Linked DNA regions of Homo sapiens: region 1 is linked to region 2. Evidence: chromatin loops called from intact Hi-C (ENCODE). Cell type or tissue: heart left ventricle. All regions are shown on one strand. Links, peaks and the distances in the headings refer to the core of each region. The heading gives the core; the rest is flanking DNA.

Region 1 (7,508 bases), core at 1,182-5,181, 360 kb before region 2:
AGTCTCTGGCCACTATATGCCAAGCCCACACAAATGCATTAGTAAACTTCACTTGAGATTAAGGATGTAAAAACCTTGTGCAAAACCATCTATAAATATAAAGTTTTATTATTATGAGCTCCTATAATACAAGAATTCTGGTTGACCACCTCTGAGCTGGCTACTAGAATTTCCTCATTCCTGAACAGGAGAACTTTAGCTAAGAGTAAATTAGTAAGCGCTCAGGTAAAACAATTGTAAGAGAGCAGAAAAGGCTGGGCGCGGTGGCTCACGCCTGTAATCCCAGCATTTTGGGAGGCTAAGGCAGGTGGATCATGAGGTCAGGAGTTTGAGACCAGCCTGACCAACATGGTGAAACCCCATCTCTACTAAAAATACAAAAATTATCCGGGTGTGGTGGTGCGCGCCTGTAATCCCAGCTACTCAGGAAGCTGAGACAGGAGAATCACTTGAACCCAGGAGGCAGAGGTTGCAGTGAGCCAAGATTGCGCCGTTGCTCTTCAGCCGGGGCAAGAGAGCAAGACTCCATCTCAACCAAAAAAAAAAAAAGAGAGAGACCAGGAAAACAAAAGTATCCTTTGTCAGAAGCTGAAAGTGAACCAGTACCATGTTGAATCTGTCAATACAAGACAGAAGGACAAAATATCATTGTCCTTCTAAATTTTGCTTGCATTTTACTGACAATCTGGTTACTAAATTGTTAGATACAGAATTAACTCTTACGTACTTGGTCTAGCAATGGACCAAATTAAATTAATAGATAAGAAGCAAGTTGCAAAAATTCCCGAGCTATCTTCTTCTTCTTTTGTACCATTTTACATGGCATCAAAATCTGTTCCAGTTACTAAGGACACATATGAATTTACCCCACAACTCAGTGGCATGAAACAGCAATGTGTCATGCTCACAGATTCTGTAGAGGAAATTGGACAGGACACTGTGGGGACAGCTTGTCTCTGATCCACAACGGTCTGGGGTCTCAGATGGAAGATTCAAAGACTGGGAGCTGAAATCATCTGAAAGCGTCTTCACTCGTGTCTACTGTACAATGGTGGCACTCAGCTGAAGACCTTAGTTCCTCTCTATATTGGCCTCTCCATGCAAGTTAATTTTGCTTCCTCAGAGCATAACAGCTGAGTTCCAAGGACAGGTGTCCTGAGAGAGGAATCAGATGGAGGCTGTATCCTCTCTATGGCCTTAGCCTTGGAAGTCACATAGCATCACTTCTGCTGCATCTGTTGATCAAAAATGGAAGTTTCTGTCTTGATCCAAACCCAGAAAATATAAATCTCAGCATTAAATAAGAAGGTGTCAGTTACAATTTAAGAAATGCATGTGGCACTCAGATATGTATATTTGTATGGCCATCTTTGGAAAATACAATCTACCACACTCTGTATTTGTGTGACTTCTCTCAATGAACCTACAAAACAGATGCTTTCATTCTCTTCATTTCACAGATAGAAAATTAAACCCAAACAAGTTTAACAACTTGGCCAAATTAACACTTGATTATAAGAACATCTATTAGTAAACTTACCCATGTTTGAACTTTGTTGATACGAAGAGGTTCCTCCTCCCATGGCCAGAGATGATTTTTAGTTTCCATGTTGAGCCACTGTTTCCTTTTTTTCTTTTTTGAGATAGGGTCTCACTTTGTCACCCAGGCTGGAGTGCAGTGGTGCCATCTTGGCTCACTGCAGACTTGACCTCCCAGGTTCAAGCAATCCTGCTTCAGCCTCCCAAGTAGCTGGGACTATAGGCACGCACAGCCACACCCGGCTAATTTTTGTACTTTCTGTGGCGACAGGGTTTCACCATGTTGCCCAGGCTGGTCTTGGACTCCAGAGCTCAAGAAATCCACCCGCCTCGGCCTCCCAAAGTGCTAGGATTACAGGCGTGAGCCATGGCCACCCGGCCTGAGCCACTGTTTTCTATCATGTCTCAAGTTTCACTGTCTAAGATCCGACACATGACTTGAAGACTTACCCCTTTAAATTTTCCTCTTATTTTAACAGCTTTTGGGATTCTACTGGAAGTTTGTACAGCGTAGTGGTACCAGGAATAAGCATTGGAGGCAGATAAACATGGCTTTAAATCCTGGCTCTACCACTTCTTGTTTAGATGCAGCAAACACATTACTTACCCTTGGTAAGCCTCCCTCCCAACAGGGATAATAATAAGCTTCTCGAACCTGGTACAGAAGGTGCATATTAATAGAATAAGTAAAATATCACTGACACCTGTCCCCACATTCTTATGCCACTCCCTAGGAACTTTCATCTAATTATAACTAGAAGTTCTCAGATGGTGTTTCATGAGTGCTTACAAATGAATCACCATTGATGCTAACAGTAGGCTTCCTCTTCTGATCCAGACGCCTTCATGGTGGATGGTCTCAGGAAGTCACTGAGGGCAGTACCTCATCACTACCTTGATTACAGATGCTCCCCTAAAACAAGGCTGTCTCCTAATGAGACTACATAGCAGCAATCTCTCAGGATGCTGCAGAGGCACGGTATTCGGTTTATCATTGGGAGTAATGCCCCCTCCACCCTTCCACTTGGGTCACAGAGACACATAGTTTTTTCTGCTTTTGCTAGCAATTTCTCTCTCTAGAGGACTTGCATATTGATCCTTAGAGCCAGGAGATAACACACCTTTCTGTGCTCTCAAAGTCTACACAACCAACCCTCTTCCTCCTCCAAACTTGCCTTCCTTTCTTCAGCTAAAAGCAAAAGCACAACACAACTTACACCAGTCCCTTCTTCTGAGATCTGTTCATCGCTTTACAGATTCTCCTACACCCGTTAATACGCACACTGTGCTTTATGTGCTCACTCTCAACTGCACTTCCTTCTTTCTCTCTGATTTTATGTCCCAATCAGCCTCTCTCATCTCTCTTTTTTTTTTCTTGCTTTTATAAATCATGGGGCCAGGCGTGGTGGCTCACACCTGTAATCCCAGCACTTTGGGAGGCTGAGGCAGGTGGATCACTTGAGGTCAGGAATTCAAGACCAGCCTGGCCAACATGGTGAAACCCCATCTCTACTAAAAATACAAAAATTAGCCAGGCACGGTGGCGAATGCCTGTAATCCCCTCTACTCAGGAGCCTGAGGCAGGAGAATCTCTTGAACCCAGGAGGCAGAGGCTGCAGTGAGCCAAGATCGCGCCACTGCACTCCAGCCTGTTTACAGAGCAAGGCTCCATCTTCAATAAATAAATAAATAAATAAATAAATAAATAAATAAATAAATAAAGGTACCTCCACGTAGGAATGAGCTTCACTCAACTACTTTCTATTAGAGTTGCTATAGTCCTGGTTTGCCCAGTCTTGGCACCCAAATTTTATTACTTAGATCCTCCCAATGATGACAAATATATGTAACATTATCAGGGAGGGTTCTTTAACTGCAGACTTCATTTAAAAAGAGGAAAAAAAGAATGTTTTGAGACTGACTCAAACCCCATTGTGGAACGAGAACTACATACAATTTATATGTCAAGAAGTTAAGCTGAATTGAATATATAGTTAATTGCAAAAGGTATTCAATATAGAACTGATAATAGCATACAATCCTACACAGCTAAGAGAATTTTTTTTAATTGGCCAGATGTGGCTGAGGGGAGTGTCTGCCCTGGTCCCCTGCAGCTGTCCTTCCTCTGTCTTTCATATCTGGCTCTTCCGTTGCCCTCTGCTGAGTCCCTCTGTGTCTGTGTCTCACACCATCTGGATTGAAGGGGTCACTCTCCTGTGTCAAGACTTTTCATGCCAATTATTTAATGCCATTTCTCCATCTGAAATTATTCAAAGTTCACTTTTAATTCAAATTCCCCATGGAATCCATTTGTCAGGAGGTTGCTTTCTCCAAATATGTTCTGCAAACTGTCATCTCTGGCTGCTTGCTGTCATAAATAGACGTTAGTCTCTATTTCCTGTGCTGTTCCCAAGAGAAGTGTCATATAGCTCCAGGCTTTTTGGTGGGAAGAGAGCTACTTCCAGTGTGGATACTACAAGAAAAGCTTCCCTTGTTGCCCAGCTCTCTGATACTTCCTGTGTTTCCATGGCAAACTTCCCTCTTGGATGCAGCTGCTTAGGAGGGGCGGGGAGAAGGGAACTGTTTAACCATTTTGTTCCCATCACATGCCTCTTATACGTTCAATTTTCCCCTGCACACTACATGTGACTCCCGTCCTTGTCCCCTTTTTAAGCACGTACCCACCCCCCATCCCCCGCCTCCAGACACACACAACAAACATTTCTTTCAGCTCACTCAAATATGTGGAGTTACTCGCTTAACCCGTGGAAAATGCTATCCTTTTGGCAGGAAAATGCTGGATTCATGATAGTGCCACTAGAAAAGCATTTTTTTAACTTCTCCATTTCCAGCACATCTTGGTTCTAGCAGAATGAGTAGGTCCTTGAACCCCAAAGCCAGGGCTGGTGGTCACCCTAGGAAGTCACCTGTAGCGGTAAAAACCAATGCGTGTAATGGGGATAGTATTTTTGGCATTTTGAATATTTTCATTTCCCCCTTAAATCATGCACCTTCACAACCTCAGCATCCAAGCTTAGCCAAAAAGCGCATTGCCTCAGGGAATAAGAGGCCATTGATTATCTTTGAGTCATAAATCTGACTTTTGTAAGTCCACATCAAAACAATTGTCACGAAAGCCAAGCTTTGGGTAGACAGAAAAGGCCATTCTAAGTTCCCTTAGCCTCTATTTAGCATAGTAAGAGCCAAGCCTGGCAGACCAGAGGGCATCACATGCCTTGGGTAGGGAGAACGAACTCTGGAGAGAACACAGAAAAAAATAAAAACTGCCTTTTCAGCCCTGCTGCATTGCAGGAAGCAAAGGAGGCAGCAAATGGGACCAAGCATCATGGCTCCTCCCTGTCCCTGTCCCCACAAGGGGCTGCAATTCTAGAATGGGGCTTACATTGGTTTAGAGGAAAGCCAAACAGAGAGTGTTTTGCCTCATTTCCCATTTGAGACTCATAGCAAACTACCATAGAATAGCTGCATCAGAGAAACACTTCGTTTATGCAGAAGGAGGGCCTGAATTTAGCCCCCAGAGGCTCTCTTGGTCCCCAAGTATCCTATCTGACCATTTCCACCTGCCCTGAGATAGGAAGTAGGCTGTATCTGAAGGTACCAGGTAGAGCGCTTACTCTGGGCTTGCTGTTGGGAATCAGAAGGGAGCCTGCTAGACCAGAGGATGAGGTGGGAGTAACAGCCTGTCCTCAAGAATGAAAGTGGCATCAAATCAGCAGCGAGAACAACCAAGTCCAACCAAACCAAGAGATTATAGAGCAGGAGTCTGACAGCTCCCAATTTCAGCTGCCCAGCAGCAGGGAAAGTAGAGCGGGAATGAAAGAGACAGCAGAGCAGAGGACTGAGGAGCCAGGGAAGGACAGACATGGGCCTGGGAACCCTCTTTCCCACTGCCACCAGGTCAGCCAGTCTTCCTCCTGCTATCTACTGAAAAATCATCTCAGAAAAAGAAGATGAGAAGAAAATCTGGAATTCTTTTATTTCAAAATCACTTTGTTGTGGTATAATTGACATACAAAAAGCTGTACATATTAATTGCAAAAAGCTCAGTGAGTTTGAGGTTAAATATATACTGTGAAACCATCACTACCATCAAGGCCATAAACATATCTGTTGCAATGGTTTGAATGTCCCCTTCAAAACTCATGTTGAATCTCAATCCCCAATATGGCAGTATTGAGAGGTGGGGCCTTTAAGAGGTGATTGGGTCATGGAATAATCCACTTTTAGATTAATGGATTAATTCATTAATGGGTTATCATGGGAGTGGCTTTATAAGAAGAGGAAGAGTGACTGAAGCTAATACGTGAGCATGCTCAGCCCCTGGCCATATGATGCCCTGCGCCACCTTAGGACCGCAGAGTCCCCATCAGCAAGAAGGCCCTCACTAGATGCAGCCTCTCTACCTTGAACTTTTCAGCCTCCATAACTGTAAGAAATAAATTCCTTTTCTTTATAAATTACCCAGTTCCAAGTATTCTGTTATATGCAACAGAAAACAGACTAATACACCTATCACCTCCCCCACAAAGTTTCTTCCTGCCACTTTTATTATTTTGTGTGTGTATGATAAGACTTAATGTAAGATCTATCTTCTTAGCAAATATTAAGTATATGATACAATACTGTCAACCATAGGCATTATGCTGTATACTAGATCTCCAGAAGTTATTTATTTTGCGCAGCTGAAGCTTTGCCCTTTAACTATCATTTCCGCACGTCTCTATCCCCCATTCCACTCTCTGCTCCAACTTTGATGATTTTAGATCCCACAGATAAGTAAATCATATTGATTACCCAAAAGATACTGTCACCCACATTTGCAAGTTGTTTTTTCACCCTGTGGTGAGCAGCTTCTACGGCTCCCAATGATCTCCACTTCCTGCTACTCCTGCCCTTGTGTGATCTACTCCCCTTGCGTGTGGTTTGGACTTAGTGATTTGCTTCTAACAAATGGAATTTGAAAGATTCTGGCTTCCAATTTGCTCACCTCTCTTTCTCTCTTACTTGCTCACTCTGATGAAACAAGTACCATATTGGCAAGCAACTGAGGGAGGATTCTGGCCAACAGCCAGAGAAGAACAGTCCAGCAACCCACGTAGAACAGAGTCCTGCCACATGACAAGGTATGAGCTTAGAAGAGGACTGTCCCTCTGTCTAGGGTTCAGATAAAACCCAGATAAGATAACCAGTTCAGCACAGTTTGCCCAGGATGTCTCCAGTTTTAGCACCAGAAGCCCCACATCCCAAGAAACCACTCAGTCTTGAGCAACCCCAGACAGTTGGTCACCACAGACTGACCTGTAGATGGCCCCTTGAATGTGCCCTTGGGAGAGACCCTGAGCCAGAGAACCTAGTAAGGCCACACTCAGATTTCCGACCTACAGAAATTGTGGGATAATAAATGTTTATTCTTTTAAGCTGCTAAACTCTGGGGTAATGTATCATGCAGCATTGCAGATATTGAAAACTAACATCCTTGTTCTTACCCAAAAGATTGAAAGATCAAGAGAAATGTTAAATCAGCTATAGAACAATAAAGAAGCTGCATTTTCTTTGTACATCTGCATGCAGCGTGAGTTAAATTAGCAGCCTCATCACGAGTGTACTCCACATCCTGAGTGTGACTCAGGAACACAGTTTTTAGCAAGAATGAAGAATTAGGTACGTCCCTTATCTTCAAGGAGTTTAAAATCAAATCACAAAATCCAGACATAGTCACCTGACAGAGATTAAAGACTCAACAGGGGCTCAGAAGTTGCTACCACAAACTTCATCTTTCTTCTGGAGAATCCATACACAGATCAAATGAATCTTCCTAGTCATGCAGTGAAACCTGGAGGTAGACCCAGAACTAAGATTTCTCGCTATCTCAGGAAGCAAGTATATCATCAAGCCAATACAGAATACGGGAGTGAGAACTCATCAACTTTTCTCCTGTCACAGGAAAG
Region 2 (7,508 bases), core at 1,209-5,208:
GCACACACCTGGTGTAAAAAGTGAGCAGAACTTTGATGCAATGTGCAATGAAAGCTCAGGATGTATATCTTGAAACTATGCCATATTGTCAGGGGGTGGTAAATACAGATAATGTCAATCCAAGGATTGTGGATTCGTTTATTTATTTTATTTATTTATTTTTTATTTTTTGAGACAGAGTTTTGCTCTTGTTGCCCAGGCTGGAGTGCAGTGGCGCAATCTTAGCTCACTGCAGCCTCTGCCTCCCAGGTTCAAGCTATTCTTGTGCCTCAGCCTCCTGAGTAGCTGGGATTACAGATGTGCGCCACCATGCCCGGCTAGTTTTTTGTATTTTTAGTAGAGATGGGGTTTGGCCATGCTGGCCAGGCTGGTCTCAAACTCCTGACAGGTAATCCTCCTGCCTTGGCTTCTGAAAGTGCTGGGATTCCAGGCGTGAGCCACCGCACCTGGCCGATTCATTTATTTTAAGTAGTGAAATTATATGATTGTATTTATCTCAGAGCATTCATTCTGGAGGGTAGTATATGTATTGTTGAGGTGAGGGTGAAGGGCGGTGTGAGCAGTTACAGGCATCAAGAACAGTAAGAAAGCTATTGGGTGGAAATCTGAATTCATAAGGCTCTCTGTGATCTGCCCCTGCCTGCCTCTGATTTAATTTCCTGCCATTTGTTTATTGCTTGCCACTCTGTAGCCACCCTTACTTTTGTGGGAATCAAACTTGTTCTTTCCTTAGAGCCTATCCCTGGTTGTCACTTTGTTGGATTCTTGTCATTTGTACCTCATTTCATGTTCCCCATCTCCTTTCCTGGCCATGTTCTCTAATCCCATTTTGTCTCTATGACTTTCCACTATCGTATCATTCGGTTTTATTTTTTTAACCACTGTTATTACAATCTGTTAACCTTTCTTTCCCCCCATCTCTGTTAACAGTGGCAGTTGGACAAGGTTTGATTGCTAAAGAAAAGTCACATGATCCAAAGTAACAGTGCTCATCAATCTGTGGTTTATTGCTGAAAAACGATACTTAAAGCAAGTGCTTTCAAGTTAGGTTGCACATCACAAGCAAAGGGTGCCTCCCATCAGTGGACCTGAAGGAGCTAAGTGTGAGGTTCAATTGTCCCCCTTCTGTAGGGCCATATGGATATCTTTCTTTCTTGGATCAGGATCACTGATGTGCGCAGAGAACACCTTGGAACCAGGGATCCCATAGTGGAATCTCAGTGGGGCTTATATTCCTGCTGGCCACATAGGCATATTTTTGCTACATAACCAGCCTTAATGGCAGAAACCTCAAGGGGCTCACGAAAACCAGGTGCAAACCATCAGTCTCACTGTTAACAGTAAACAATGCTGACAAGCCGGTACAGACAGGCCATAGCTCTTGGGATTCATGGTTTCAGAGCAACATTATTAATCAGTATGTTTGGTACTTTGACCAGGTATCAGTGCCATGCCATTACCTCTCTTATTTCAGGAATGTACACAGGACAGTTCCAGCCTTCTGGGGTTAACAATCAGAGTGCTTTGTGTTTCCTTTTTTTTTTTTTTTTTTAAACTTCCACTAGAATGTAAATGCCAGTAGAGCAGGAATCTTGTCTTTATTGGAAGATGTGATGAATTCGTTAATGTGTTTTAAGATTTGACAAAGGATATTCAGGGCCGGGTATGGTGGCTCACGCCTGTGATCCTAGCACTTTGGGAGACCAAGGAGAGTGGATCACTCGAGGCCAGGAGTTCAAGACCAGCCTGGCCAACATGGTGAAACCCTGTCTCTACTGAGAATACAAAAATTAGCCGGGCATGGTGGTACATGCCTGTAATTTGGGAGGCTGAGGCGGGAGAATCACTTGAACCTGAGAAGCGGAGCTTGCAGTGAGCCGAGATCACGCCACTGCACTCCAGCCTGGGCAACGGAGTGAGACTCTGTCTCAAAAAAAAAAAAAAAAAAGATATTCAGAATGACAATGTGTTTTTTTAATTTAGTTTTTTTTTGTTTTCTCAACTTTTAGGTGTGGGAATAAGTATCTTTGGAAGACCAGGCACTTTATGCAGTATTGAGCTCAGGAGGCAGTGAGTGTTAAGGAATGGGTGTAAAAGTGAGTGTGATTCTCTTTCCCATCTTGCTATTTCTTTATTTTTCCTGGACTCTCTCTTAAGGGTCTTTATGATTAGGCAAATAGCTTTTGACTTTTTTTGTGTGTGTTGCTATGTGTCTTTGAATGAAGAGTTAGGCATTCAGTATGTTCTCTTTGAAGTGTCTCCTACGCTTGACATGGATTCCCGATTTGCTGAAGAAGTTCTCAATATATTCTCTGAAACCTAGTTTCTGTTGCCATTGTGCTTGACATGGATTCCCGATTTGCTGAAGAAGTTCTCAATATATTCTCTGAAACCTAGTTTCTGTTGCCATTGTGCTACTGACTGCGTGATAAGCCTCAGTACGTTTTAAAATTTTTTATTTTAGAGACAGGGTCTTGCTATGTTGCCCAGACTGGTCTCTAACTCCCTTGTCTCAAACAATCCTCTTAACCTCAGCCTCCCAAGCAGCTGGGACTATAGGTGCAAGCCTCTGTGTCCGGCTCAGTAATTTAACCAATTTCACAGTACCTCTAAACCCCAAATATGGTGGCCTTTTCTTTCAAAACATTTCTAGATGGACCTTTTCTGAGGAGTTAACAATTGTTTTAGTCTGGGCTTTGATAATCTCTTTACAGGTCTGTTTTTGCCTCCCTTTCAGGTAATTATTTTTTTAACTTGTTAACTTGTTTTGAACACTTGAGCATTTTATATGGTTCAAAATTTAAAAAGTACAAAAGTGTATACAGCAAAAAACCTTTCCACATCTGTCCCCTAGCCACTTGGTTCACCTCTCTGGAGTGACGGGTATTATTAGTTTTTTATGTGTCCTTCCAGAGATGATGTTACTATATACAGAAAAGTACGTAATATGCTGTCTCCCAATGTATTTCCCAAAAACGTTGTAGAATATTATATGCACTGCTTTTATTGCCTAACTGTCTTTCCTGGTGATCATTCCCAAATCGATATCTGAAGAGTTTCTTGTTTTGTTTTTGTTGTTGTTGTTGTTTTTGACTGAATAATACTTTATTATAATTTTACCAGGCCCCTGTTGATGGAGAATTGGTTGTTTCTTTTTATAATGCAGCAATGAATAACATTGTATATAAGTTATTTTGCATGTGTGCAAACGTTTTGATGAATAAGTTCCCCACAGTAGAATTTCACGGTCAAAGGATATGTGCATTTTTATTGTATTTATTTATTCTTTTTCTTTCTTTCTTTTTTTTTTTTTTGAGATGGAGTCTCAGTCTGTCGCCCAGGCTGGAGTGCAGTGGCGTGATCTCGGCTCACTGCAACCTCCGCCTCCTGGGTTCAAGCGATTCTCCAGCCTCCATCTCCTGAGTAGCTTGGACTACAGGCGCACGCCACTACGCCCAGCTAATTGTTGTATTTTTAGTACAGACACGGGTTTGGCGTGTTGGCCAGGCTGGTCTTAAACTCCTGTCCTCAGGTGATCTGCCTGCCTCGGCCTCCCAAAGTGCTGGGATTACAGGCGTGAGCCACTGCACCCTGCTGGATATGTGCATTTTTAAATTTCACTGCCAGGTTGTCTTCATGGAGGTTGTAGTTATTGATATTTCTACCACCAGTGTGTGTTATAACACTATAGAGTGTTATAAAACTTCTTATCTTTGCCAAACTGGTGGATAAAGAACGGTATCTTGTACTTTTTTTTTAAGATATGCTTTTCATTATGATATGCAGAATACATTAAAAGGTACAGACTACAGATGGTGAAGTTCACAAATTGGACAAACCTGTGTAACCACTATACCAGTCATTACTCTATCCCCAGCCTCTGGAAAGGTAACCATTATCCTGACTTAAAGTATCTATTCATTATTCTTGTGTTTCATATAAACATACAGTGTGTGCTCTTGTTTATGGCTTGTTTTTCTCAGCATTATAAGAGATTTATTTTACTGAGATTCATCCAAATCGTATCAGAAGTTCTCAGTGAAATCTTAATTTGCATTTCTCTTGCAAGGAGGTTGAGCACTTTTTAATGTTTTAAGCTTTAAAATTTTTATTTTCTGTAAGCTGTTTACATTCTGTATCCTTGAGTAGGGAATCATTTTCTTCTGGATCTCGTTACATGTAAAGGAAGCTGATTGTCTCAGATATGAGTTGTAATTGTTTTCTTCATCTAGTCCTGCTTTTGATTTTGCATATGATAGTTCTTGCCATAAAGGATTTTTAAAAAAAGTATAATACAATTTTTTGTGGCCATTTACCTTTTTTCTCAATTACTTGTTTTTTTCCTGTGGGCCTACTGTCTTTTGAGCATCCCATAGCCCTTAGATTACACTTTAATGTCATCAAAGATTAAAGTGCAAAAACCACCTCTAAAAATGACCGTGCTGAACATGAAATTTGAATCACGTGTAAGTGGAGTTATAGAAGAAATAGCTGATGGGGAGAGTGTTGCGAGAATCTGCAGCTGGAGAAACTTAGTGAAGGTGAATTTATGGACATAAATGAGGAAAGTGGCTGTGATGAAAAAGACGATGGCCTCATAGGAAGTGTCACTGGCCAAAAACTTCACAATAAAGGAACTCTATCAGAGATATTTCATGACATTCAACATTCAAGGATAAAATGTTAGAAGCTTTAGAGAGTTGTGTGAAAATGCCCCAAGAAATTTCCCCAAGAAATAGAAAAGATATTTGCTCTGTGTCATAAGTGGCCAAGTTTGGTGGCTCAGGCTGGGCACGGTGGCTCACGCCTGTAATCCCAGCACTTTCGGAGGACGACGGGGGCAGATTGCTTGAGCTCAGGAGTTCTCAATCAGCCTGGGCAACATGGCAAAACCCCATCTCTACTAAAAATACAAAAATTAACCAGGCGTGGTGGGATGCATCTGTTGTCCTAGCTACTTGGGGGACTGAGGTGAGATGATCGCGTGAGCTTGAGAGATCCAGGCTGCAGGGAGCTGTGTTTGTGCCACTGCACTCCAGCCTGGATGACAGAGAAAGACCCTGTCTCCAAAAAAGCAGAAAAGATGCTTGCTCTCTGTGTCATAAGTTATATGAGAACAAAAGTTGCTATTCAAAGTTCTCAATAAGCCATTTACCAAGAAATAAAACAGTTCACATCGGTTCTAATGTTTTAAATTACAGTGTACTAAAAGAATGATTTTTTTTTTGTCTTTTTTTCCTGAGACGGAGTCTTGTTCTGTCACCCAGGCTGAAGTGCAGTGGTGTGATCTTGGCTTACTGCAGCCTCCACCTCCTGGGTCTAGGTGATTCTCCTGCCTCAGCCTCCCGAGTAGCCAGGACTATAGGTGTGCACCACCACGCCCAACTAATTTTTGCATTTTAGTAGAGATGGGGGTTTCACCATGTTGGCCAGGCTGGTCTCGAACTCCTGACCTCAAGTGATCTGCTTGCTTCGGACTCCCAAAGTGCTGGGATTACAGGCGTGAGCCACTGCGCCCGGCCCGTTTTACAATGTTTTGATTATACGTTGATAACTGATAGTAAATGTTTTTAATATCTTGACCAAGTTTTTAAAGTAATGGAACAATTCACACTGATTAAGATCACCTTGTTCAGTTTCAAATCTTGGTGATTTTTACATTCCCACACTACCATCCAAAATGTGAACTGCCGGTATATGTTTAAACAAAAAACCTCCCAAACTCCTTAAAGTGACTCAATAGTGTTTCAGACAGTGAATTCTTCCTTGTCTCTTCTAACTTTCAGGTCCATTGAAGATTAAATAGAACTGCATGTTTGATACCCTTTTCTTGTACTTAGGACTTGATCTGCAGCTGTTATAGATCTCAGGTCTTCCCTAAATTGCCAGATGTTGATACTAGTAGTCTAATGAGCTGTGTGAAGAATAGTATACAAGATAGCAAGTAACAACAATGATTGCAATCCAAAGTGTTTCTTGAGCACCTGCTATACCAGATACTGTGTTTTTAGGTTTTGGAGATAAATAACATTAGGTCCCCTGTGTTCTTTTTTTCTTCACACTCTATAAAGGGCAGACAGATGAAAGGATAGTAGAAGGAGTTATATCGTAGAAGAATTTTTAATGATACTGAGAATTACAGATAATTTTAAACACTTTTAAGATGTTGCAATTCTGTGCTGTTTTATATGATGTTAGAGATACCATAAAAGAAATGACTCAAGGGACTTGGGAACTAGATATACAAGTTGAGCTTCTGTATGTAGGTCAGGTGGCAGTATGTTGAGATACATAGAATAACACAAAGGGTTTTTTAATGTAATAATACATTATGGAAAGAATTATACTTGGGCAGCAGGTTCCACATTGATTATAATCTGTGGCAGATTACTCTTTAAAACAATCAAACTTTTGTATTGTTGAACGCATTTTATGAGAAGAGAACTGTAGGTTAGTTCACCAACTGAATGTTGTTTTTGCTGAAACTGGGTTTTGCTAAAACTGCCATTCTAATGCTCTTATTCCTTAAGCCTAAACTTAGATGGTTAAATATTACAACCGTACATTATGTACAGTCACTTGAAAAGGATTTGATTTGGGCATTTCTCTGTAAAAGCTTGACTTGTGCCCTTTTTTTTTTTTTGGCTGAAAATGGGGGATGAAATCAAGGATATATTGATTTTAATTATTTGCTAAAGACATATTTATTGAATATTTATGGAGAGCCAGTGCCAAGAATTCTGAGGGATATGAAAATGCTTGTTAGTAGGCTACCATGGAACTTAGTTTAGTAGGTGAGAAAGTCTTGAATGTGAATAGCTGAACAAGTAATACAAGTTGGCAGTATTTTATGGGTGTTACAAGTGATGACTTAGGTTCAAAGGAATAAGCAGTTATTTCTAGCTGGAGGAATCAGAAGGCTTCATGGATGTAGGACTTGAAAGGCATCTTATGGACATATTAGTAGAAGATGTACTAATTGGAGCAAACAACACTGGGAAAGTCCTGATGATTTAAAGCTTCTCTGATGTATCTTAATTTTATTACATAACCGATGTTTAACAAATGATTGGATTATTAATATTACCATTTTTTGGTCTTAAAAAGAATATTGTTGTGTTAGATGATTCAGCATAGTATTGTAGTTCTCAAAGTGTGATCCTTGGCAGCATCAACATCTCCTGCTAACTTGTTGGAAATGCAGATTCTTGGCTGAATCCCATATCTAGCCGTTGAGTCAGAAAGTGGTGTGGGATTCAGCACCCTGTGCTTTAACAGGTCTTATTTTGACAGAGCCACTTCTACTTAATGACTACCTTTTTAAAAATGCGGTAACTGATGCTCACTTTGGCAGCACATATGTTAAAATTGGAATGATACAAAGATTAGCATGTCCCCTGCACAAGGATGACACACAGTTTTACAAAGTGTTTCATATTTTTTATTACGCACTGCATGCCTGTATCAAAATGTCTTGTGTACTTCATAAATATATACACCTACTGTGT

What was found. Peaks named below come from ENCODE experiments on the same cell type or tissue, not always from the same donor. Only the 100,000 strongest peaks of a DNase experiment are listed, where the experiment ranks them.
Region 1: a loop joins it to region 2, with 4 times the contacts of the local background. A loop is called at or near these places in 1 of 110 quality-filtered maps.

What each region holds. Positions count from the first base shown.
Region 1 is chr3:177,488,049-177,495,556 of GRCh38, reverse strand. The region is part of intron 1 of LINC00578 (long intergenic non-protein coding RNA 578); the gene reads right to left. Among named protein-coding and RNA genes, the nearest start is that of LINC00578, 50 kb to the right of the region's middle. RefSeq lists an enhancer at 7,368-7,508. In heart left ventricle, for the core only: no CTCF peak of the experiment used is centred there; no DNase peak of the experiment used is centred there; H3K27ac peaks cover 474 bases.
Region 2 is chr3:177,125,951-177,133,458 of GRCh38, reverse strand. All of the region lies in intron 1 of TBL1XR1 (TBL1X/Y related 1), which reads left to right. It also overlaps the pseudogene RNU6-681P. Among named protein-coding and RNA genes, the nearest start is that of TBL1XR1, 68 kb to the left of the region's middle. In heart left ventricle, for the core only: a CTCF peak has its summit at 3,595 (motif pointing left); a DNase peak (open chromatin) is centred at 3,478.